6 separate regions of the Mus musculus genome follow, and regions 1, 2, 3, 4 and 6 are each linked to region 5. A link is a loop called in an ENCODE intact Hi-C map of the cell type or tissue named here. Cell type or tissue: left cerebral cortex. All regions are shown on one strand.

Region 1 (4,000 bases), 130 kb after region 5:
CCATAGAGTGCAGTCTCTCTATTTCTGGAATCATCATCAGTAAGGATGAAGCGTTCAGCTTGAGCACTTCCTTAAATACAAAAGTGGCGTTTATCTTTGGAACAGAGAACAACTGCTTGCATTTTCCTGCATGCAATGAGTGTGTTGATGCAGGCATTTCAATAGTTTAATCAATCCAAAAGCTATATTGAATTGGCGCTAAAGATCTCTGAACATCCAATATATCTACACTTGTTAAAATTAATTACATCATTTAATACTTCCACATGCATTATAGTTTTTAAGTGTTTTACAGTCATTTTTATTAATAAATGCTAAATGGATAAGAAATTCATGCTATAAAATTACTATGCATATGCTGCGTTTTTAGTTTTACTATTATTTCTTTCAAATATTTTCCCCAAGTGGAAAGTCCATGACTCATAAACCAGTCAGTCTCACAGAAAGTACAACTGAGACAGAGACAGAGAAATCTGGGCTGCTTCCCTCCAAGACAGACTCGTTTCCTCTCCCGAAAGCCAAAGGGTCTCAGAGAAGCCCACCTGGGAAATTCTGTCTGGCCCTGAAATAGCAGAAATAGCAACAAAGCCCAGCCAGGATGCTCCAGACACAACCCAGGACACATGATTCCTTTTGCTGCTGATTGGTAAGGAACATTCCAACTTCCCAATTAGGAAACATGCTGTACTTACTACACACCTACACACACACACACACACACACACACACACACACACACACCATTATACAACTCAGGTGTAGTTTTTAAATGTTGATGCTAACACATTTATCAATGATAGGATTAAAAAGCAAAAACCTCAGATTCTAGAACTCTCAATAGTCATTGGACCCCTGAGAAGTTAAAAACAAAATCTGGGTGTGGGTGTCATTTTATTCTACTTATCCTGTTCTGGAATGTGGTGTGAGCATACTCTATTTCAGCTGTGGAAGCCACTGCTTGCTATGGGTTGCCTGTATGGCCTGGCACTGTTGTTGGGATAGGGATCTTGATGGAAGGTTTCTTGTTATCTACAAATCTGAGAACATCTGTCTAATCAGACAACAGCACTAATTTATGAACTGCTGACTTGGAGCAGAGATGACCAAATGCTCAATGTGATCGATCTACTGGGATGATGCTATACAGAAGAAATTCAGTAGCCCTCCCTTAGCTGGACACTGATATTGGATAACCTTCTGAGGTGAACATCTACTCACCAGCCCTGTAACTCCAGCCGGGAATATGGATGGAGAGTTGGTTGGTGTGGCTGCTACTGGTACATGTTGCATGGTCCTCTTTCTCCTTTCGTACTGGGACCTGGTTCCTTCCCACGTCTGCAAATTTGACATTTTCCAGTGGAGGGGAGCCAGTCCGAGGGCATGTGCCACTCCCCAAATGTACTGGCACCAATGCTGGGCTCTCCTTCCAGTGACCACCTTGTGGCTGGCCCCATTGTGGACCTAGGAGGTCCTGCTTTCCCTCCGAGAGTTCCTGTGATAGAGCTGTGCTGATTGGCTCTCCATTAGCTGAGCTGTCTACTCCATCTGCTGTTAACTGGTGGGAACTACAGCGGAGGCTGAGAGACAGGACAGACCTGTGCATTTTGGGGCTAGCAATTTGAGGTCGCTCAAGGGGAACAGAAAGAGACTTGTCCAAATAGTAAATGGCATTGGGACACTGCTGAGACACCCGGAAGTGGACACAAGAACTGAACACCAGTGGGACTTTTCTCGATGGTGAATTGTCTGAAGAAAAACTGTCCTCATTGTCATTCGTGTGGGTGACCCAGTAGTCCTGCCTTGCACTCAGCCTTGAGTGAGCCTGGAAAACCTTCATCCCCTCTACGGAGCCATTGCTGGGGGACTCTGTACAGGTGAAGGGTCTATTGTGCTGACAGAGATGGGCATCACCAGCCAGAACTGGGGGCTCTTGGAACAGAGCATCCTTGGCTTTGCACTTGGGACACAGTGGGTCCCTAAAAGTGTCCCATACCAAGCTGCTGGCTGGAGGGCCCACACGTCGGGCAGTAATGGTGATAGACGAGAAACCGCTGTGGGAACCTTTGCCTAGATTGTCCCCTGTAGACAGCGGTTCTGTCTCCAGTCCTTGATCATCTGATGGAGTCAAAATTCCCAGTCTGTCTGGAGATAAAGCAAATCGCCTGTGCATGCTCACTCCATCGCGCCTGGCCAAAGCTGGCTTTGTGGGACACAGCTGAGGCTGAGCAATGGCTTGTGGCAATATTGCTCCATTTTCCATAGATTTCTTTTCATCAATCAGCCGGGAAATGACCACAGGTGATATCATTCTTGTGTTCTGTGATGCCAGTGTCTCCTAGAAAATAGAAAAAATAAACAAAAAACCTCAATTATTCCAGCAGTTCATAGGAATGCAGGTAGTGAACTCTTACAGGTCATGGGGATACTCTATGAGGAGCATTGGTCCACGTTTAAATGATCAAGGAGTTCCATGCTTTCTAATTAGCAGTTCTTAAGCCCTTATGTAAATCACTACGTGTAGAATAAGGCACGTTGGGCCCCATTTTGGTTCTGGTTTGAGCCTCGAGGACAAACCCGAGCTTGGTTTGAGTTTTGAGGTCGGTCTCAGTCACTTCCGTTTCAGGGTGGCTCAGCAAGACCTGTTTGGCCCTGCCTCTGCACCCTCCATCACCCTTCCCCGCCTCCTATATCATCTTACCCCACCAAAAAAATCCCCCTTCCTATGCTCCAAACTTAAATAAGTGAGAGGCTGATGCCATAAAGTTGAGCTCCTGCTTTGACAAGATTCCTGGCTCACTGTGTTTCTTTTGGGCCATCGACACTCGCCATCCAGCTCAGCCCCAGAAAGACCCTGGCAGGACCGGGATCGCAAAGGCACTGTGATTTTTTTTTTTTTATCCATGCTTAACCAGATAAAGAATAAAAAGGATAATCTGTCTCTTCTTGTGTTTTCATGTATGTGTGATGAGTACTGCAGAAGGCTGACCCCAGGCCAGCACTCAATGTGACCACAGCCCAGCACTTAGTGTGACAGAGCCCTCTGGACCTTGTGCACAAAATTGCAGAGACTCTGAAATAATGATAGAAACTACAGCCTTGGAAGCCAAAAGGCATCGATAGGGTGCACAAGCATTCAAGAGCAGATCTCAAACCCTAGCGTACCTTAGAATCACCTAGAACATTGTGAGCACAGGTCTGAAATTCTGAGTGTGGACTGTTGAAGATGTTAGCCCACATGCATACACTAGCAACCCTGATGGAGGTGATTTAGGGAGTGTGAACAGAGTCACAGCTGGTCTGCTACCATCTCAAGAAAAAAGCATCTATAAAGGGTAGGCCTAGGTACCATGGAAGAAAGCTTGGGTTTGCCTTTCTCAAGATGTAAGAACAAGTATAGGATTTGTGTTTCCTTCATGGCAGATTTAATATTCATATATTTAAATAACTAAGTGTTCTCCTCTATCTGGACATGTGACTCTGCATACAACCCTGCAATGACACAAGCTAGATTCATTTGGGATAAGGGACTCTCTATTGAAAAAAAAAAAATGCCTCTGTAAGACTGGCCTATAGGCAAGTCCATAGTACCCTCTTTCTTGATTGATGATTGATATGGGAGAACCTTGCCGACTGTGAGAGATACAACCCCTAGGTTGGGATTCCTAGGTGCAACTAGAAATTAGGCTAAGCATGTCATGAGGAGCAAGCCAGTAAGCAGCACCTTCTATAGACCAGTCTGGCCTTGAACTCAGAGATATGCCTACCTCTACCATACAAATGTATTTATTCTTTATGTGAGAAGTCACAAATTTCAAAAGCTAACCAGAGATGGGGGTGGGGCATGGGGAGTCCATTTTAAACCTCCTTCAGTGTTTAAAAACAAAATCTTTCCAACTCTTAGACAAGGACAACACTTCAAACATCTTTTTAAGCCACACTGACACCTTCCAATTCAAGGCTTTTCTGCAGTTCAGGTCAACCTCATGGAGTGAAGATGCCT
Region 2 (4,000 bases), 200 kb before region 5:
AAAACATTTAAAAACACTCTTGGCTACATTGTACATTTACAAAGGGAACTATTATTTTTAATTATGTACATGCAAAACACTCTCTCCGTCTCCCTCTCTGTCTCTGTCTCTGTCTCTCTGTCTCTGTCTCTCTCTCTGTCTCTCTCTCTCTCTGAGGCCAGAAGAGGGCATTAGATTTCTGAATTTCTAGAGCTGGAAACACAGCCTGTCCTGAATTGCATACTTTGGTGTTCTGTGAGTCAAACCCAGGTCTTATTGTAAGACCAGTACCTGCTCTTAACTGTTGAGCCATCTGTTCAGCCCCAACAAAACTGGAGTAATTATGGCTCACTAGCCTGTAGCTCTCCTCAGTACCCCCCCCATCCCCCATCTTCTGTTCCAGCACACTCTTTCTCTCATTTAAGTGCTAGAGGAGTCTAACACAGTCCCACACTTGTTTTGGTACCATTCTGGTCCTCTCTCCTCATCTTATGAAGCCATGGTGATATTTTAAAGGAATTCTCCTGCATACAGTGCACACCGCTTCTGCCAGACTATTGTGGATGGCCAGGCCATTTTGCTTTCTCTCTCTGCTGAGCCTTGTGGGTCCATTTGGTTCCCTAAAGCCTGTGTCCTCCTTGTCTGAATCTGCAGTGCACTTCTTTCTTCCTCTCCATGGCCGTTCAGTAACCCTAGCTCCACAAGTGTCCTCTTCTTGTGTCAGAGTGACCTTCCTGCCTCTTCTTTCTCACCCTGCATCTCCTATTTGCCCATCTTCTGGGCCCTGCGTGATCCTTAGTTGCTCAGGGGTTTGTCTGAGGTGTACAGTCCCATCAGGGCAAAGGCTGTCTCTCCCCTCGGTTCTTACACTAGTGCTTCCAAGTTAGTGTGTGCTCCGTAGATGTGTGTTGAGTGAGCTGTGTGTTAGTTACTGCTGCATGGCTGTGACTAAAGTCCCCACAGACAGCTGAAGGAGGTAGGGGTTATGTTGGCTCATGGTTTCGAAGAGTTCATGCACTGGTATTTATAGAATACCTCATAGTTTCTGTAGTCAAACCTGGGTCGGATAAGACCTTACATGTTTAATTCAGTATGTTACTCCCTGGACACATGCCCATTTTATTGGACAAAATGGTACAATGTTATTAGGCATGTGGGGTTGGGGAGAGTCTTCATGTCAGAGAGAAAGGAGAATGGATGAGCAGAGCCAACATCCCCCTAGAGACCTGTCTTCAACTATCTACTCCCTCCAACCAGGCCTTACCTCCTCAAGCCTTCACAATCTCCCAAATGCTCACTAGCAGCTGGGGACCTAGGCTTTAAGATAGCCTGGGGAGGAGGGGGAGGCGGATCTCATGTGCAAGGCCAGCAAGTGCGAAGAAGACACAGTAGAGGACGTGGCTGGCTGACACACAGGCATGAGGAAGGACCTGGGTCCCCAGCATCTCTGTAAAAGCTGAATATCATGGCATGGCATTGCAGGGTTGGGGGAGGAGACAGGGAGATTCCCAGATCTCACCAACAGCCAGCCTAGCCAACCAGTGAGCTCCAGGTTCAGTGAGGGATGCCGTCCTAAAAATGAGTCAGAGATTGATAGAGGAAGACACTGATATGTGGCCTCCATATGCATGTGTACACACACATACAGGAGCATCTGCTTATATGTACAGATATACAAACATGTACAAATGCCATACACACACACACACACACACACACAACAATGAAGAATAAGAAAGATATATCAAATACAGTAACAGATAATATTAACAGTAATTGTATTGTTACTGCTTTCCTGGTTTGAGGAAGGAGTAGAAGTTATCATTACTCTAAAGTCAGTAGCTATCAACATCAACAAAAATCCTGAGGAGATAAGATACTCTCACCCTTAAAAATTCTATCATTTGGTATTTAGTTCATACAGAACTATACACACACACACACACACACACACGTATATATAACATATGTGTATGTATATATGATATATATGTGTGTATATATATGTGTGTGTATATATATATGTATGTATATATATATATTTATAGATATCTTCAAGGAAATGTTTCTAAATTGCTAGCATTAATGAAACATTTAGCAAATTGTTAGGAACCATCAAACTGACTTCTTTTGTTTGTTTGTTTGGCGACAGAGTCTCATCATGTAACTCTGGCTGGCGTGGAGCTCAAACACCTTCTAATCCTTGGATACACAGCCTTGAGCTTCAGAACGAGCGTGTCTGGTATACGTGTTCCTTCCACATACCAGCTACCCTTGGAGAGCACTCAGGTCCGCCAATTGGGTAAGCTTTTTCCCAGTAATCTGGAAGCAGTTCAGCCCGCTCTCCTCACCGGCACTGCATGAAGAGGATCTTTTATTAATTGGTGCTCGGGGCTGAGGGGGAGTTTCTTGGCCTAGGCGGAAGCCAGCCAGCCAGCTCCCAGGCAGACGTGCAGGCTGGCCAGCTGGGCTCTCTTAGACACTGACCTACATTGAACCAAGCTCACAGAATGTGTGTTAGATCAAATTTGTTCCTTTCTGCTTGCTCAAAGTGAGTTCTGCTCTGCAAATTTCCATGATATCGTTGCCAGGGAGTGATACAAGACAGAAAAGGACCCCCCCCCCACCCGTTCCATCCTAGAGATTTCTAAACCAGCCCACAGAACTGCTCATGGGCTCTTGCAGAGGCCACCAAGAAATGCCTCTGCAGTTTGAATAGATGGTTTCCTCCCTTCCTGAGACGGGGCCCCTGACTATGAACCTGAGTGTGCAGAGCTCTCATCAGTGGGGCACACACGCTTTCCTGCTCAGTTGAGTTGGGACATCCTAGGAAAACCCCTGTGTCTGCCAGCAGCCAGCATGCACCGCTGCCTGCAGGAGAACTTACAAAAGGGAAGTCCGTGTCTCCGGGACAACAAAAGGATATTAAATATAAAACTGTAGAACAAAACAATAAATCCCACCTGAGGTCTGCTTGCTGGGTTCTGTCTTCCTGGGGAGGGCTATTCTGTCTTCCTTGCTCTAAAGAAGCTACAGGGAGTACTTGTAATCTTCAAGCCCGGTGTATCTTCCTTTCTGTAATTGACCTCCAAGGACTGGGCTAATCTCTCGGTTTCTTCTCTTTTCTGTCTTGAACAAAGCTTTGCATTTAGGCCTCATGTGGCTTAGAGCCCAGGGGAAGAACCATCCAAAGCCAGGCCAGTAACAATGGGCCGTGGTAGGGTCTCTTTCCAGGATAAAGGCTCCCACGATCAATTATTCCCACAGTGGGCCTTTGACTTGCCTCCCTCTGCTAGATGGGCTATGGAAGGAACACCCTCCCCCAGCGCCTCCAGTTTGCATTCACTTCCAGTCCTGTAGGTTAACATGGAAGTGTAGCTAATCCTATCAGCTAATTCTCTACTAGAACGTAAGTAGTGCAGTCAGAACAGTGTTCTGGAATGTTCTATGGCCCTCTCGTTGTGTGTAGAAAAGGCCAATACTAATGGCTGTATGGGGTCAGTTAGACAACTTACTATATGGCCATGTTTTCTAGGGCTGTGAGAAATTGAAATCTGCAATAGGCAACATGGCCTCAAACCATAAAATCAGTTAAAAGCTGTGGAAGGGGGGGGAGGGGGAGTTGGTCCACATTTGATTCACACAGTAATTTCTTTTATTTGCGATGTCTCTGGAGTCGTGTGCTGTACTTAACATTCTAACCCTGGGAACATCTTTATAAAAAGCTGGAAATAGAGGCAGTGTGTGTGTGTGTGTGTGTGTGTGTGTGTGTGTGTATACTCATGTGCCTGGGTAGATGTGTGTGGAAACAGGAGGCTTAATCTCCTTCCTAATTTACTGTTCACAGATTATGATCTCCTGGGTTCATTTTATCAGCTGCCAGAGCTACAGATACACAGATCCACACCATTACATTTTTTACTCAGGACTCGGAGATCTGAATACAGCAGGTCCTTATGGCTATGCAGTAAGCACTTTACCTAATAAGCTATCTCCCAGCTCCAAATTTCTTTTCCTTGTA
Region 3 (4,000 bases), 370 kb before region 5:
TTTGGCCGCTCAGCTCTTTGCAAAAGTCACTTCTTCCTGACACTTAGAAATACCAGAGAAAGGCAAGTGTGGTCTCGCTTAACCTTGATTGTAGGTTCTACAAGGCTTAGCACAGAAGAGCCCATAGGCCTCACCGCCCCCCACCCCCCACCCCGCAACCTTTCCCTGGTGCCCTGGGACACAGAAGACTGGCAATGATGTGGTCATAGAATGTTTAGTCAGCTACTTGTCTGTCCTTTCCTCTAGAGGCATTCTACCCAAGTGCTGATGTGGGACAGCCTGGATGGTGATGATGTGTGTCTGATCTCATGTCACACTGTCCCCTTTTCCCCTCTCCAGTGTCTTTTTTTCCCCTGCACCCCACTCTTTAATTGTTAGCTAAGCGATAATATCCTGATGTTTGAGAAGCATTTCTCTGTATTCAAATGAAAATAGTATTAACTGAAATATAGTTACCATATGAAAATAATTTTGGACCTTGAATCCCTGACTCAGTTAGGTTTCTATGACCAAAAGCAACTTGTGGAGAAAAGGTTTATTTCAGCTTACAGTTCCACACCACAGTCCATCACGGGTGGGGGCGGGGGCAGGGGTGGGGGCGGGGGTGGGGGTGGGGAGTCAGAGCAGGAACCTGAGGCAGGAACTGTTGCAGAGGTCATGGAGGAGTGCTGCTTACAGGCTTGCTCCCCATGCTTTGCTTAGCTTGGTTTCTTACACTCCAGGACCCCCTGCCCAGGACTGGCACCGCCCACAATGGGCATGGGCTCTTCCATATCAATCATTAATCAAGAAAATGCCCTATAGACTTTCCCATAGGTATATCTGGTCAAACATGTTCTCAACTGAGGTTCCCTCTTCCCAAATGACTTTAGCTTACATCAAAATTGACAAAAACAAAAACAAAAAAATTAGCCATCAAATCCCCAAGATTTTCTTTAATCATGTCACATGTTCTATTATGAAGGTGATTTCCTTCTAAACACATATATACATAATATAAAATGTATTGTGTGTGTGCATATGTGTGTGTGCATGTATATGTGCATGTGCAGGGATAGGTACCCATGGGGGCCAGAGGAGTGTGTTGAGTGCCCTGCTTTTTCATTTAGCCCCTATTCCACTGAAACAAGTTCTTTCATTAACACCCAGCTTGCCCTCTGGCAATGACCACCTGCTAAATTGACTGGACAGCAAACCCCAACTCTCCTCCTATCTCTCCCCACTCCAGTGCTGGCGTTGCAAGTGTGTGGGATCACAGCCAGCTTTCTTTCTTTTTTTAAAAAAAGATTTATTTATTTCATGTATGTGGGTATACTGTCGCTTCTTCAGATACAGCAGAAGATGGCACCAGATGCCCATTACAGGTGGTGGTGAGCCACCATATGGTTGCTGGGAATTGAACTTAGGACCTCTGGAAGAGCAGTTAGTGCTCTTTTTTTTTATTTTTTTTATTGGATATTTTCTTTATTTACATTTCAAATGTTGTCCCCTTCCCCGGTCCCCTCCCCCAAGCCCCCTGTCCTATCCCCCCTCTCCCTGCTTCTATGAGGGTGTTCCCCCAACCACCCACCCACTCCCACCCGCTGTCAGTGCTCCTAACCGCTGAGCCATCTCTCCAGGATCTGAACTCAGGCCCTGATGCTCTTTTTACCCACTGAACCATCCTTCTCATCTTTAATTATATTTAAGTATTTTTTAATGGAGGGAGAAAAAGACAGCCTTCTGCTTGTCTGACTTGGCCAGAGCATGGGGGAACTGTCCTGGCTATGTGCTTCTGCTGCTTCTTGGCCTGCCCTTTTCCTTCCTTTTTTCTTTCCTTCCTCTATTCTTTCTCCCTCTGCCTCCCCTCTCTTCTCTCTCTCTCTCTTCTGCTTCCCCTCTCCTCTCTCTCCTTCTCTCTCTCCCTCTCTCTCTCTTCTTCTTGTTCTTGTTCTTCTTGTTCTTCCTTCTTCTTCTTCTTCTTCTTCTTCTTCTTCTTCTTCTTCTTCTTCTTCTTCTTCTTCTTCCTCCTCCTCCTCCTCCTCCTCCTCCTCCTCCTCCTCCTCCTCGTTGTTGTTGTTGTTGTTGTTCTTCTTCTTCTTCTTTTTCTCCTTCTTCTCCCTCTCTCTCCTTGTTTCTTTCTTTGATACCAAGTGCCCAGGGTTCATCTAGACAGATACCAGCCACGTGCACCAGCCTCCAGCTGATACAGTGTCTGCGTCATTCAGTTGGCCCCAGAAGCCTGGCTGTGGTCTGGCCAGAGAACAGTCTGGGATAGCGGTCTGCCATCCAGAGCTGGTGGCATCATCTGCACACCCTGGCTCCAAGGGCCTTTTAGTGAAAGGTTTTATCCCTTGGAAAAGTGTGTGCATGTATCTGACCACTAGGTGGCAGGCTTGGACTGCAGCAGCCTCAACCTCATTCATCTTCCACCTCATTAGATCATTAAGGCAAATGCCTTCTTTACTAGGATGGTTATCTACTGCATGCTGGGCTGGTGGTACTGGGGCTTCCTCATGCCCTGGCAGTTTGGCTCTGGTCCATCAGCACTTTGTAGTCTGTATCACTGGAGTGATCTTTGGCTTGGGTTTCCCTTATACTTCTCAGAAGTACAGTTACCTAGTTTTGTGGGTTCCCCCTCTGCTCCCCTTCCTGAGGCCAGGGTATTCTGTTCTATTTCTGTCTGGTTCCTGTGTGTCCCACGCCCTGAACTACCCAGAATTTGCCAGTGAGATGAGTCTTTTTGCTCGTTGTCTCTTCTTTCTAACCTGAAGGTTGACTTGTTGTTTGTTTTTTTCACTCTCATTTGTCATATCATCTCAAGTGGGTCTTCTCTACATGGAAGGTGAAGGCTGCCATACAGTCTGACTCCTTAGGGTATTGTTTAATCATGTTCCACTGTGAAGGTTGTTCCCTTTTAAAGCTGTCCGTGTGTATGTGTGTGTGCACTCATGTGCATGTATGCACATATTTGTGTTGTCTGTTTCTTTGTGTGATATACATGGTGCATGTGTGTGTGTGTGCAGCTTGTCCACACCTGCTTGATTACCTCTTCTTTCTGAGCACAAACTGTCTCTGATGTAGGCACTTCCTGTCTTTTGAATATGCCTTGGCATCCTCTCTGTGTGTTTCTTGTTCTCTGTGCCCTTGTCCTGCCAGAGTAATATTCTGCATCAACTGTCTTGCTGTCTTACTGTTGCCCTTCCTTGCTGTGACAGTTGTCACCCTCTTGTGCTTTTTATTCACGTCATGTCATGTATTACTGAGTGCACATGACATTGCAAACAGTGTCCCAAAAGCCAGAAATATGGCACTGGAGTCAGATAGGAATTCCTCATGTTGAGAAAAACACCTGCTAAATGAGACATGCAAGTAAAAATGTATAGTGTGTCAGGGGTGCTAGGTCCTAAAGAAGAAAGAATGGGGCAGGTTAGGGGTCTGGGACCAGGATTAAGGGCCTGAAGCAAGTGTGGGGTACTGAAGGGGACTTTCCAGGCCAAAGCAGTGTCAAACAGGAAAGCTCATGGAGGAATGTGGAGAAGAGGTGTGAGCAGGTGGGGGTGTTGATGAGGTCGACAAGGTAGCAAGAGGTAAAGGTGTGGCTGTGACTTATCCAGAGAGCACTGGCTTTTACTAGAAAGAGGTTGGGGGGAGCAAGTGAAGTTGTTCGTCCAGAAGAGGCAGGGTCTACATGGTCTATGAGGGCCACTGTGGCTGCCTGAGATGAGGCTGTGGGAGGAGGGGCAGTAGGCAGCAGAGAGGATTAATCAGGAAGCTTGTGCCATAATTGAGGGGGGAGACAGAGGAGGAGTGTGTGAACTGTTTGGACACAGGATGCTTTTAGTGAAAGATTTAAAGCATTTGCAAGTGGATCCCGGTTCAGGCCTGTAATCCCAGGTACTTGGGAGGCCAAGACAGAGGAGGTCACTTGAGGCCAGGAGATGGGGACTAGCCTAGACAGATTTCCAAGGCTTCACCTCAAAAACCAAAGCAGAACACCTTAAAGTTTGCCAGTGTACTA
Region 4 (4,000 bases), 260 kb before region 5:
ATGTTCTCAGTACCCCTCTATCCTTATTGCTATCAATACATTCGAGGTGATTCCACCCACCTTAGAAAGACCAAGAACCTCAAGGAGCTCCTTCACAGATGGACACTGCTGAGTTTGACTCCCACACATACCTCTAGACACCACACACGTCAAAGAGTAATATCCAAGGCAGGTCTTAAGTACTTAGTCTCAAGACATAAAACACACTCATTCATGGCCTCCTGGTAATTAATAAGACAAGCCTTAGGGAAACGCCCTCTAGCCAGTGCTGCTGTGTGCAAGGAAGTCAGGCACTCTGTTCTGCACAGGACTCGGCTCCATGCTTGTATTTACAGGCCTTCCAGTTCCATTTGTCACAGGTGAGGGTTGGACCATGATTTTAGAGTTAGGATACAGGAATACTATGTTAAGGGAAAACCAGGTTCTCTACAGGATATACCCTTTAGTCCATTTCTGGTATTTTTGTTTCTTTTAGATTCTGAGCCCTTACTATCAAATCTGATATTAATCTCACTCTTTCTGGGTCTCCTTCAGGCTCAGACTTCAATTAGCCAGCATTTTAAACACTAGCCATCCATAGGTCAATCAGCAGGGAGGAAAAAGTCAAGAGGAAGACTGGTATTTGGATCAGTTTAAAATCAGCCACAGCAACCAGAGGTCCTACCCACTGAGCAATGGGAATTCTGAAAAAGATCCAACTTCTGTGCTTGCTGTCTCTGTGAACTAAATGACACTAATACTCCTTTGTCTTTGGAGAGTGATTTATAATTTACAGAGGCGCATGATCTCATTCAATCCACCCCCCTTCTCTCCCAGGGACCCCATGAGGCAAGGGAACTACCACTATGAGATAATGCTGGATCAGCCTGGGAAATTCCACCCTAGGTGATGGATGACGGGGGATTGTCTGGGCCTCTTGGCTCTCCCCCTCACTATGGGCTTTTGTGATTAATTCATCCACTTGCTTAGGAAGTTGCTCTCCATCTGAGAAAATTAAGAACACCATTCTCTGGGCAAGGATGTGGGATCATCATAAATGGGAACCAAATAGAAAAAGATTTACCCAAAAACACAAGCTCAGCAAAAGAGAAAACTCTGACATTGCTAATAAGGAATAAATCAAATAAAGGCTATTAGCAAGCCCCTGGTGTGTGTGTGTGTGTGTGTGTGTGTGTGTGTGTGTGTGTGTATGTGTGTGTATGTGTGTATGTGTGTATGTGTGTATGTGTGTGTATGTGTGTATGTGTGTATGTGTGTGTATGTGTGTATGTGTGTATGTGTGTATGTGTGTATGTGTGTATGTGTGTGTATGTGTGTATGTGTGTATGTGTGTATGTGTGTGTATGTGTGTATGTGTGTATGTGTGTGTATGTGTGTATGTGTGTATGTGTGTATGTGTGTGTATGTGTGTATGTGTGTATGTGTGTGTATGTGTGTATGTGTGTATATGTGTGTGTGTGTGTGTGTGTGTGTGTGTGTGTGTGTGTGTGTGTAGACTTCAAAATGTTTTGCTGAGCTCTTAACAATGCCATTTCTACCTGAGGTGTTCAGATAGCTCTAGGGTAATTTTGGCCAGCATGGTTCAGCACTGCTGTGGACACCTGCCAGCAAGAAAGACCTCACACAAGACCCCAAGAGTGCTAGAGAGCATGCCTGCAGATGTCTATAATCTTTAGGGCTGTAGGGTCTTCCTCAAACAGTGCTTTCTATTCAAGATGATAAGTGGGTGGCTGGCTGGGAGGCAGAAAAGACATACAGATGGACTTAGGTATTTTGCTTAACAAGGCTCAGAAAGGCCCAGGGCCTGCTCCTTGGCCTGTGGGCATGAGAACAATCGGGTCATTCGAACAAGCAGGTTAGAACTGGAATGGCATGATTCATTCAATCAACCCAGAGAGCTCTAGCTGGACTCTCCTCTTACATTTCCTCTTATCAAAAGTTAAAAGGCTAGTGCAATGTCAGCTGGCAACACAGTCGGTTGGCCAGTGGGGACCTTTTCTGGAGGTGGGTGGGTGGATGTATTAGTGCCTGTGGGATAATCAGGGGGATGAAACGCAGAGAGCATGAGATCTGTCCTCTGAATGAGTTCATCAAGAATGAGAAGAGATAAAGATGACCCTGCTGCAGGCCAACTCCTGCTAGTCCCACTCTGAGCCACTTGGGGGCATGCTACCCAGGGAAACTGGCACTATCCAGGCTTCCCGGATAGTGAGGCAGAAGGTGCAGGCAGGTCTTAAGACCAACCTCACATCCTAAGCGGTGGCTCCTTTCCCTAACTGTTCAGTTGGTTCTTCCCCTCTGTTTGGATTTGTATAGAGAGAACATTATGTGTTAGGGTGGCCAGCCTTCCTTTAAGATAGCAACACTCATTAGTCTCTAGCAGGCACATCCTAACCCGTTGACACTGTGACACGATGCCATCTGTAAAGTTCGCACTTGAGAACGACACCATTGAGTTGTAAAAATAAAACTGCAAAAAGAAGTTTCTCATCATGTTTTGAGTGGGTGTACGGTTCTGTGTTGAGCCAAACTCATCTCTATTTTAGGTTGCATGTAGCCTGTGGGCCAAGGGTGGGCCATGCTTACAGCTCCCTGATAGTGTTGCTTTAAACTCTTCTCACTTTCAGTCAGATTCTTGGTTCCTGTCATCACTAGCCAAGGTCTCTGTGACTCCACCCAATTACGCTTAAGCAGAAGCATGGCCGGAGAGGTGGCCCCTGCAGAGTCTGAGTGCCAGTGAGGGTGACTCGAAGCAGTGGTGACTTGCTGTGATGCAGGGCACCAGAGCAGAGGCTGACATGAGGTGGCAATGCTTTAATATGGGCTGTGGGGTTCAGCCCAGACTTTATTGGTGTCTTACAAACTGGTAAGGAACCCCTCTCCATGTGGTTTGCAAAGGCAAGACTACACACTTCAGCAATCCTCGCCTCTTCTGGAACTTTAAAGCTCACAGGTGAGTGTCCTCCCTCCCAGGATGGTATTGCCTTGACAGCAAGGCATCGCAGAGCACAATTATCTGGAGCCCAGTTAGATCATCCCATCAACACTTTTTGCTCCTACTGCCTCAAGTTCAACAAATGTATACAGCAGGCTTGGCTAGGGAAGCTCCATGATAAAGGTGACTACAGGCTCTCAGATTTTAATATAAGGGGACAAGGGACCATAAACACCATGGGCTTCTTCTTTCTAAGCTTCCCTACATCAGCCTGCCACTGATTTTTCCAGTTTGGGACAGACTCTCCGAGTTGTCAGAGGACATCTGCATTTTGAATCTCTCCCAGGGGCATCTGTGTCTACCTCACTCAAGGTCTTCCATAGTGGGACTAGAAAGTCATTTCATTCAAGTCCCAAAGGACGGGCGAAGTGATCTGTTAGCATGGGATACGGTAACCCATCTCCATCCAACCAGAATTGAAGGCACCTCCTCCCTAGCACGCTCTAGAAGCAGACCCTCTAGGACACATTTCAATTCTGAAGGGTGGATTCTCAAGACCCTCAGAAGCCTGGCTCCTCTGGTCAATGTCAGTTGAAACTCCGCTCAAATCAGAAACATGTGGTGAGACTGTGGGATAATTTGTGATTTGTAAATAACAGCATCTATCCTCACTTCTTCCCAGAGAAGAGGCCAGCCGTTATGCCTTGTGCCATTGAAGCTGGCTGTCCACGACTCCCAAGAGCACACAGTCCACTCTTGCTACTTGTGCATGGCTTTCTTTCGGGAAACCTCTGCAGATTCTCTAGTCAGACAACCGGGCAGGGGGGGAGCGTTATCCTCTTTGGCTAAGTTCTTTCTCGGCACACGATCCACCACGTGTACAGCCGACTCTCAGGCCACTGGAGCCTGGTACTTACCCCGTGGACGGGTTCATGATGCAGCCTCCTTTCTCTGCGGCCATTCTGCAGCTGCAGCCCCTCTCCAGTGTGTCATGGTTCATCCCGAAGTTGTGGCCCAGCTCATGTGCCAAGGTCACTGCGGCACCAAGGGGGCTGTCTGAATGGT
Region 5 (4,000 bases):
AAAAGAGGGAATTGTAGATGCTTCAGCCTTTGCCTTTTCTGCTCTTTCTGCCTAGAATGCAGGTATGAGAATAAGGGTTGCAGCAGCCAGCATGAGACAACAAGGCCACAAGGAAAGAGTGGACATTAGCGTCTAAGAATGGCCGATGCTGAGTATGTACCGTGTTCTGACTGGGATGTACAGAGGATGTGCAGTGTTCCAGACTATATCACTGGCCTGCAACGCCTGTGAAATCATTCCTACATAGTTCACTTCATAGTGGCTTTCCATGTCGAAAAAACAAAAACAAAACAAAGACAATGACAAGAAAAACCCTGCCACACTTGTGTCTCCTGTTAATTGCAACTAAAAGCAGACTTCATACATTCACAAGTTATCCATCTTGGGCTGGAGAGATAGCTCAGGGGTTAAGAGTACTCACTCACTGCTCTTTCAGTAGATTCAGGTTCAGTATCCAGCACCTAAAGGACTACTCACAACCATCTGGAGAATCTAGTTTCAGAAGAGCTTGTTCCCTCTTCTGGCCTACACAGGCATTCAGGCTTGTAGGATAGACACACACGCAAGCAAAATACCCATGCATATAAGATACTTTTCAAAATGTGTATCACCCAGATAGAGACCTCAGAAGTTTCTGTAATGTGTACATTGCAAAAACACAAAAACAAAAGAAGGAAGAAAAAGGTATTTGCTTAAAAAAGAATTAAGGATGTGAGAAAACTTTCCAGGCCCTTGATTAAAGACAGCCTTGAAGCAATCGGTGAATCATATTCCTATAGAAGAACCAGTTTGAGGGGTCAGAGAGATAGCTCAATCTAGAAATTGCTCACTGTGGAACCATGAGGACCTGAGTTCAATTCCCAGGACTCATGCAAAAAGTCAGGTTTGGTGGTACACACTCGCAATCCCATGGCTACAAGGCAGGAGAGATTGGTAGGTAAGATCCCTAGGGCTTACCAGCCAGCCAGTCACACCTACTTGATACATTCCAACCAGTGATAGACATTGCTCATAAAAGGAGGATGGTAGCTAAGAAATGACACTGGAGGTTGATTGTCACCTGTCCTCTACATGCATCCCCACACCCATAAACTCTCACACACATACATGAACACAAAAGTAACCGGAGAGTTCTGAGAAAGGCAACTCCCAGGGTCTGACTGAGGATGGACTGTAACAACACTGGCTACAGTGTTAGAAAGAACACCCATGGGAAGATGAGAGGAACATCAAGTGTACAGCTCAAGAGCTCCCGGGACACAAGTGAACTTCTGCAGAGGGATGTGTGGATGGCAGCCTGGATGGGAATATGCACTAAAGCAGAAGGAGCTAGGGAGATGGGAATACACGGGAGCCTCAGGGATGAAGTGTCAGCATGAGGCATCCGGAGGAAGCATCAGACATCATCCCTGCAGCAGGGAAGACTGCTGTGAGTGCGGTAGTTGGGATCCGGGACTCTGTTTTGGATGTGTTTGTGCTTAGCTGCGCTGGAGCTCGGGGTAATGAACGAGGCTACGGTCAAACTCAGGATATGCTCAGCCCTCGACAAGTAATGATTCCTTTCGTCTGCCAACATGAATAAATGCTTCATGTGTTTGCATTTTCAAACATCCTCAACGACAGGACTTGGGGAACGGACTGAGAGTTGATTCTGAGACTCTTAAGTGTAAACACACCATGAACTTGGAATATTAAACCACAGTCCTTAAACCATTGCAAGTGTGTTGGCCCTACTGCTGGGCTGAAGATGTCTGCCCCATCCTGAGGCAAGGCTCTGTCTGCCGAGGCTGCAGCCTCCCTCCCGATGAAATAACTCCCCACTATTAGCTTTATTTAATAAACATTTGCCTCTAAAAAATATCAGCTGTGCTTGGACTTCTGTTTGTGTGTGTGGAGCACATGCCAAGTTCAAGGCCAATTCAGACATACTTTGAAACTGAGTTTACATGTTTCTAAGTACATTTGCTGTTCAACCTTCAAAGGAAACCGTTTGTACCAAACCCTCTCAAAAACACCTTTGACTGCGGTTTTCACCTGCAGGTCCCAGAGTTTTCTAAATAGTCGTCAGCGTTGTTGCCCTTTTCGCTGATGGTTGATATGTACAATTGTTTAATTTAATCACCAATTCGCCAAGTTGGTCTTTATTGCTGTGTAGGTATTTATGGGAGCTAGAATTTGGTTACATTATGGTAGACAGGCTGGGGGTCGAGGATAACAGTGACAGTTGAGAAATGAAATGTTTCGTGTTGGAAACAGTTGATGATGGGGGGCTAGCTAAATGCCTGATACCTAGAATCACAGAAATAAGAGTTGGAGGCCAAGGTGAATCATTCATTGGTGAACAGCGCCCCTAGCGGCAAAAGGGGCCGGCAGCAAGGGTGACTAGGGAAGCTCCCGAATTTTAAAAAGGCACCTGCTGTGAGTTCTCATTATACAAACAGGATCCACAGGTGCCCGGGCTTTAAGAAGATTCAACTCAGGAAAATACAAGTCTATAAAAACTCCTTTAATGTATGCACTTTTGTTTAACTCTGGAGTGGGTACTCGCGCTACACGAGGTCTTGGTGTAAGCCCTTACTTACCAAGGATGAGCAAGAAAGGGGAATGAGTTCTGTTAAAGTTTGATCCTTACTGACAATTAGCGAGTGAAGCCAGAAATCGCTAAGGGCCACGAAGTCAATTGAAACAAAAAAAAGTAAAGAGCGCTGCAGGTACACCTGTGATGGGAGGCCGCGGGGGGCGTCCTCTGCATCCCCCAGCTGTGTCAGAGCGGGGGTGGAAAGGAAACCTCGTGGGGAGTTGACTCCGAAGCTGGGTGAAGGAACTCACTACCCCACTGGATCAGGAAAACGACCCCACGCACACCCTCCCAGGAGACACGTGTAACTGTCAAGACACTGTGAGCCTTAGGAGCAAATGTCACTCCAAGACATTTCATTCAGACATTAGCTGCCTCAAGGCCCCCAAGCAAAGCGTCTTCTTCTCCCGTGCCACCCCAACCCAACCCCCGGAGTGAGCACCTGGCGGGGGACCAGTGTCAAGGCTCTGGGAGCGCGAGCCAGGGGGGTCCTCAGATGCGCCCTGGGTGCGTTTGCTCTCCCTGTGGCTGTGGCACTCGCGGAGACCCTGACTTGTAGCGAGGTGGCGGGGAGAGGACGCGCAGGCAGCCGCCTGTGCGGGTGACTTACCTCGGGCTGCACGGGGCGCCAGCAGGGCCCCAGCCAGGGCCAGCAGGAGGGCGCGGGCGGGGGGCGCGCGCCGCGCCGGGCGCTCTGCCATTGTCGCCGGCCTGGCGTGCAGCTGCTTCGGGGGCCCCGCGGCCAGCGCTGCAGCATCCCACGCGGGCGCCGAGCTGGGGGAAGTCCTACTGCCCTGAGTCTGCCGCGACCCCCTCGCGCAGCGCCCGGGTCGCTGAGCAGCGAGTCTAGCCTTTCATTTTTTCAAAAAAAAACTTTCTCCCCTCCCCGTGTGTGTGCGTGCGCGCGCGCGCTACTCTGGCACGAGCCGCCCTTGACCGTTGCAATAAATGAGCAGCCTGTCCGAGTTGGCGCCGGGGACCAGCGATCTGAGGGCGGGCCTGTGCAATGGATCCGCGGCCAGCAGTCGCCGTTCTCATTACCACGGAACAAATTAGCGTCTCCCCCGCACCCCGCCTTCCTGCGGCGTCCCGCGGGTCCTAGAGACCGCTCCGGGGTCCCCGACAGCCTGGGTCCTATCCACTCCCGGGGGTGGCTGGATGCAGGATACCCTCAGACCCCTTGTGCGAGCCGCCGCGTAGACCAGCTGTGTGGCGCAAAGGCGCGAGAACGCACACTTCCCAGCCTCAGGATGATGTGGCCGCGGGGCCCGGGGCGCCGGCAGCCAAGAGCACACGCGGCGCCGGGGTCCAGCTTTCCAGACTGAGGCTGGAAAGGATGACTGGGCTGCTAGCTGCTGGCTAGCTGGGAACCGGCGGGACGCGAGGAACAGGTCTGGTATATGGTGCACAGCCAGGCAGCCT
Region 6 (4,000 bases), 420 kb before region 5:
TGAGTGTCTGGAGGCTCCATTTTACTGTCGTACCACGGTGTGGTGTGGTTTGTCCTGCCTGATCCACATTTGGGCTATTCCATTTGGGTCTGTTGTAAGCAATTCTCTACAGTCGTGGCTTTTTGGTCCCCATGCCAGTGCTTCCATTGACTTGCTTGCGTGATGTGTTTTGTGAAGCTTGCTCTTTGGTCTTAGGACAGTGTCTCAGTTCTCTGTGTCTGCAACAGTTCTGAGGGGCGTCTCAGCTGCTCTCTTCCTGTTGTATCACCTTCTTAAAGCTCTGGTCATTGTGGTGGGTAGGAGGCAGTATCTCCTAGTGTTTGCAATTTCCTTTTTTTTTTCAAGACAGGGTTTCTCTGTAGCCCTGGCTATCCTGGAACTCACTCTATAGACCAGGCTGGCCTTGAACTCAGAAATCTACCTGCCTTTGCCTCCCAAGTGCTGGGATTAACGGTGTGCGCCACCACTGCCCAGCTTGTGTTTGCAATTTCCTAACACCTAATTAGACCAAACACATTTCCATATATTCTAATACCAGTCACTTGACTATGTTTCTTGGGGAGAGGATTGCTCATGGTTCTTGTCTAACTTTTTTATTGTCTTGCCTGGTGTTAGATTATCATTGCTTTCTAAGATTTCTTAAACATAATCTGAGCCAAAGTCTTTTGTTTATGTTTTCCCCTACTTGGTGGCTTGTGTTTTCATTCTTAAAAAAAAAAAGGCATTTAATGGATGTGTATGAATGTTTTGCCTGCATGTACGTCTGTGCAACATATGTGTACAGTGCCTGTAGAGATCAGTAGAGGGCGTCAGATCCCCCATGGAACTGGAGTTGTAGTTTGTTGTGAGCCTCCAAGTGGCTACTGGGAACTGAATCCCGGTCCTCTAAAAAAGCAGCCACTTAACCTCTGAGCCATCTCTCCAGCTTTCATTTTCATTCCTAAGGTTTCTTTTGGTGACATACACTTTTAATCCCTGCACTCTAGAGGGAGAGGGCTGTGGTTTTTCTATAAGTTCAAGGCCAACCTGGTCTACATAGTGAGTTCCAGGCTAGCCAGGCTACATCATAAAATTGTGTTTCAAAAGAGTTTGAATTTACACAGTTGATTAATAAGTAAAGTTTTGTTAGCAGTATGTGTGTGTGTGTGTACACTCCAAGTTATTTTACTGTTTATCTGGAACATGCATTAAATATAAAGTAAAATTTAAAAATAGTACCATTGAGTTGATGTGGCCTTCATTAAAGTGACTACTGTTGTTCACTTTTCTTTTTATTGCACATCACACACCATATATATATATATATGGCTGTGCTTCTGGCTCTCCACACTGATCCATTAGTTAGTTTATCTGGATTTTGTTTGGTTCTAGAAATAAGCAAGCATGATAAAGCACAGGCCCTCCTCCAGACATGCTTATAATCTGAGGGAAAAGTCAGATAGTTAATGTTAATAGGATGAGCTACAGTTGAAAAGTTAAAGTCCCGCTGTGTTTAAAGTTTTAGTCTGTTAGTCGCTTCTCTAAGGGGATTCTTTTCTGCAGTAGGAAAACTTCCTGTAATTGAAAAGTACGTTGTTTAGTTATGTGGCTTTTCCTTGCAGTTTAACATACATACATCTATTCCAAGACACACATTGTTATGAATCTACCTGTTTCGAGGGCTGGGATGAGCAGGGTGCTAAGGGAGTCCAGCCTTGGGCAGTAGGTGGCAGTGTTGGTCAAGCAAGTGAAGGCTTAAGATGTCTGGCTAGTCCTAGGGACTGAGCCAGGGCAGAATCCCTGAGAGTGAAGAATGTGTCAGGACCAAGGGGGAAGGAACAGAGAAAGGACTGGGAAAGGTGGAGGAAGGCCAGGAGAAGGGTCTATTTATGCAGGCCTGGGCACTCAACTCTGAGCAGGCACCCATACTTTATCGTTCACTCACCCAGCTTCCTCCTCTTAGATACCCTTAACCTCTCTTTGCTAAACACAGAAGAGAAATTGCAAAGGTAGCTAGGATGGGACTTGCCAGGGCTCCATCTCAGTCTGTCTTCACAATTTACACTCCCACTCGCCGGCATCAACGATTTGTTGTTGGAATGGCTAGTTATTGCTGCTTGGAAGAGTTGGCTCCTTACAGGCAGATGCACTGTCTGAGCCTAGCTGCACTGGCACGGCTTTGGCTCCTCCTCTAGGAGTGCTCAGAGTTGGAGTCTAGCTGGGTTCAGACACAGCTGTCTTCATCCCTGGACTCTGCATCATCCCTGGGGATGTGGCAGAGCTTTCCTCCTGGTTTTGCTTTTTTGTTTGTTTGTTTGTTTTTGTTTGCTTGCTTGTTTGAGATATCTACATCAGCAGACACCCAAGTGCAGGTCATTTCTCCTTTGCAGAGAGGCACCCTGGGTTCCCCGGCAGTACAGCCCTCTTCCTTGGCTGTGTGACTGTGGTTTGTTGTGTGTGTGCTGGGTGCTTGTTAGATTCACAACTTTGCCTCATGGAGCTATAGCTTCATGAAAGTCTGGGCGCCACGTCTGTGATCACACGGTCACCACTGCTCAGCACTGAGCCCAACATCCCTTGATGCCCACCAGAAGAAGGGATAAAAGCCAATGGATGTCCTTAAGGTAACTTTCTGGTGTATAGCACTTATACATCTCCCTATAGGGAGCACACCCTGTCATATTGTATTTAACACACTAAAGAAGATCAAAGATTTAAATGAACTTAAATCCTTTTCAGGAGCAAGACAAAAGTTTGCGTTCTTTGAAGCAATTCTTTTGCTTTTTTCAAGTGTAAACTGCAAACACAAAATTGATTATGATAGTGAATTTTATCAATAATGACAAAAAGTATAACTAATTAAGAATATAAAACCAACAAATACCACAAGTGTCACAAAATAAAATAGTATTTTCTGGCAGTCTAATACATTTTAACTTTTTTTTTCTCACACGTATTTTGGCTGCCTGTCATATGGAGTTTTGTGTAACACTTTAGCAATAACTTCTGTGATTCGGGCAGGAAGGTGTTTTTGTTTTCCCAGTAGCCTAGTTAGTAAACTTCCTTTCTTCTGTCTGAAGTTGTTTGACTTCTTACATAATTTTCTCACAGCATTTCTCATCACAGGTCTGCATCTGCGCAGTTCATGAGGCCTCTGCATCTCTCTGTCAGAGGCAGGCTTGAGGGGGGCTTTCACACCCTGGGGACGTGAGGACCATTTTCCTGGCTCATCCCTTTTACCTTTCATAAAGTACATGGAGACACAGTTATGGTATGATAAATAGAAATTCAGAATAGATGCACATACTAATTATGAAGTCCACACACCAGAGTCCAGAAGGCTGTGATTATGAGCAACATTTAAAAATTAAAACCAGTCACCCTGGATTCCATGATTGTCTGTCCATTTGCCTTTAGGTATTAGTTGAATTGAGTGATTTTGACCTTTTTTTTTTTCCATAACTGAAATTTAGAGCATGCTTTTTAAAGAAGTAAACTATACACATAGGAAAATGTGCATATTTTATGTGGCCTGAAGAATTTTTACAAATCAACCTGCCTATCTGCTCCAAATTCAGATTAACCTCAGACGCCACCTCAGGTTCACTCCAGAGCCCACCTCCACCCAGCAAGAATAACTAGTGATCACTTCCAACAGTGTGTATTAGGCTGCCTGGTTCTGACTGTTTTGTAAGCAGATCAGTGTGACACCTTCTTGTTCACATGTGGTTTCTCCCCAGCACTGATGTTAGGCAATCCATCTCTGCCATTGTGAATAGCTGAAGATTCTTCTCTCTCCATGCTAATTCCATTGTGAGAACAGACCAGGATGTGGGTGTCCGTGCACATCTCAGTAGTTTACAGTGTGGGCCTCTGATGAATACAACTTTCATGAGCCTTCCAGTAATGTCTCTTAGTACACATTCCCACTGAATAAGTTCCTAAAAGTGTAATTATGGATGGATGCAGTTTGTATGTAGCTATCTGTGGTTAGATAGTTCCAAAGAGTTGTTCAAAACTG

What was found. Peaks named below come from ENCODE experiments on the same cell type or tissue, not always from the same donor. Only the 100,000 strongest peaks of a DNase experiment are listed, where the experiment ranks them.
Region 1: it touches region 5 in a loop (8-fold over the local background); 13 of 42 quality-filtered maps call a loop at or near these places.
Region 2: it touches region 5 in a loop (2.9-fold over the local background); 5 of 42 quality-filtered maps call a loop at or near these places.
Region 3: it touches region 5 in a loop (5-fold over the local background); 29 of 42 quality-filtered maps call a loop at or near these places.
Region 4: it touches region 5 in a loop (6-fold over the local background); 16 of 42 quality-filtered maps call a loop at or near these places.
Region 6: a loop joins it to region 5, with 3 times the contacts of the local background. A loop is called at or near these places in 2 of 42 quality-filtered maps.

The regions. Positions count from the first base shown.
Region 1 is chr7:134,347,494-134,351,493 of GRCm38, forward strand. It overlaps D7Ertd443e (DNA segment, Chr 7, ERATO Doi 443, expressed), which reads right to left. Exons shown (of 9, transcript NM_001199941.1): 3 at 1,219-2,335. Among named protein-coding and RNA genes, the nearest start is that of D7Ertd443e, 15 kb to the right of the region's middle. In left cerebral cortex, a CTCF peak has its summit at 1,544; DNase peaks (open chromatin) are centred at 990 and 1,551.
Region 2 is chr7:134,024,032-134,028,031 of GRCm38, forward strand. The region is part of intron 3 of Adam12 (a disintegrin and metallopeptidase domain 12 (meltrin alpha)); the gene reads right to left. It overlaps Gm39103 (a long non-coding RNA gene), which reads left to right. Exons shown (of 3, transcript XR_870012.2): 2 at 2,132-2,281. Among named protein-coding and RNA genes, the nearest start is that of Gm39103, 3.3 kb to the left of the region's middle. In left cerebral cortex, no CTCF peak of the experiment used is centred here; DNase peaks (open chromatin) are centred at 2,394 and 2,798.
Region 3 is chr7:133,854,152-133,858,151 of GRCm38, forward strand. The region is part of intron 2 of Fank1 (fibronectin type 3 and ankyrin repeat domains 1); the gene reads left to right. Among named protein-coding and RNA genes, the nearest start is that of Gm51500, 78 kb to the right of the region's middle. In left cerebral cortex, a CTCF peak has its summit at 2,370 (motif pointing right); a DNase peak (open chromatin) is centred at 2,360.
Region 4 is chr7:133,957,232-133,961,231 of GRCm38, forward strand. It overlaps Adam12 (a disintegrin and metallopeptidase domain 12 (meltrin alpha)), which reads right to left. Exons shown (of 23, transcript NM_007400.2): 11 at 3,853-4,000. Among named protein-coding and RNA genes, the nearest start is that of Gm51500, 25 kb to the left of the region's middle. In left cerebral cortex, a CTCF peak has its summit at 2,153; DNase peaks (open chromatin) are centred at 2,216 and 2,415.
Region 5 is chr7:134,221,599-134,225,598 of GRCm38, forward strand. Adam12 (a disintegrin and metallopeptidase domain 12 (meltrin alpha)) reads right to left here and starts at 3,499. Exons shown (of 23, transcript NM_007400.2): 1 at 3,189-3,499. The coding sequence starts at 3,279. In left cerebral cortex, a CTCF peak has its summit at 2,359; DNase peaks (open chromatin) are centred at 2,371 and 3,565; H3K4me3 peaks cover 1,627 bases; H3K27ac peaks cover 256 bases.
Region 6 is chr7:133,804,111-133,808,110 of GRCm38, forward strand. All of the region lies in intron 1 of Fank1 (fibronectin type 3 and ankyrin repeat domains 1), which reads left to right. Among named protein-coding and RNA genes, the nearest start is that of Fank1, 29 kb to the left of the region's middle. In left cerebral cortex, a CTCF peak has its summit at 1,703 (motif pointing right); a DNase peak (open chromatin) is centred at 1,707.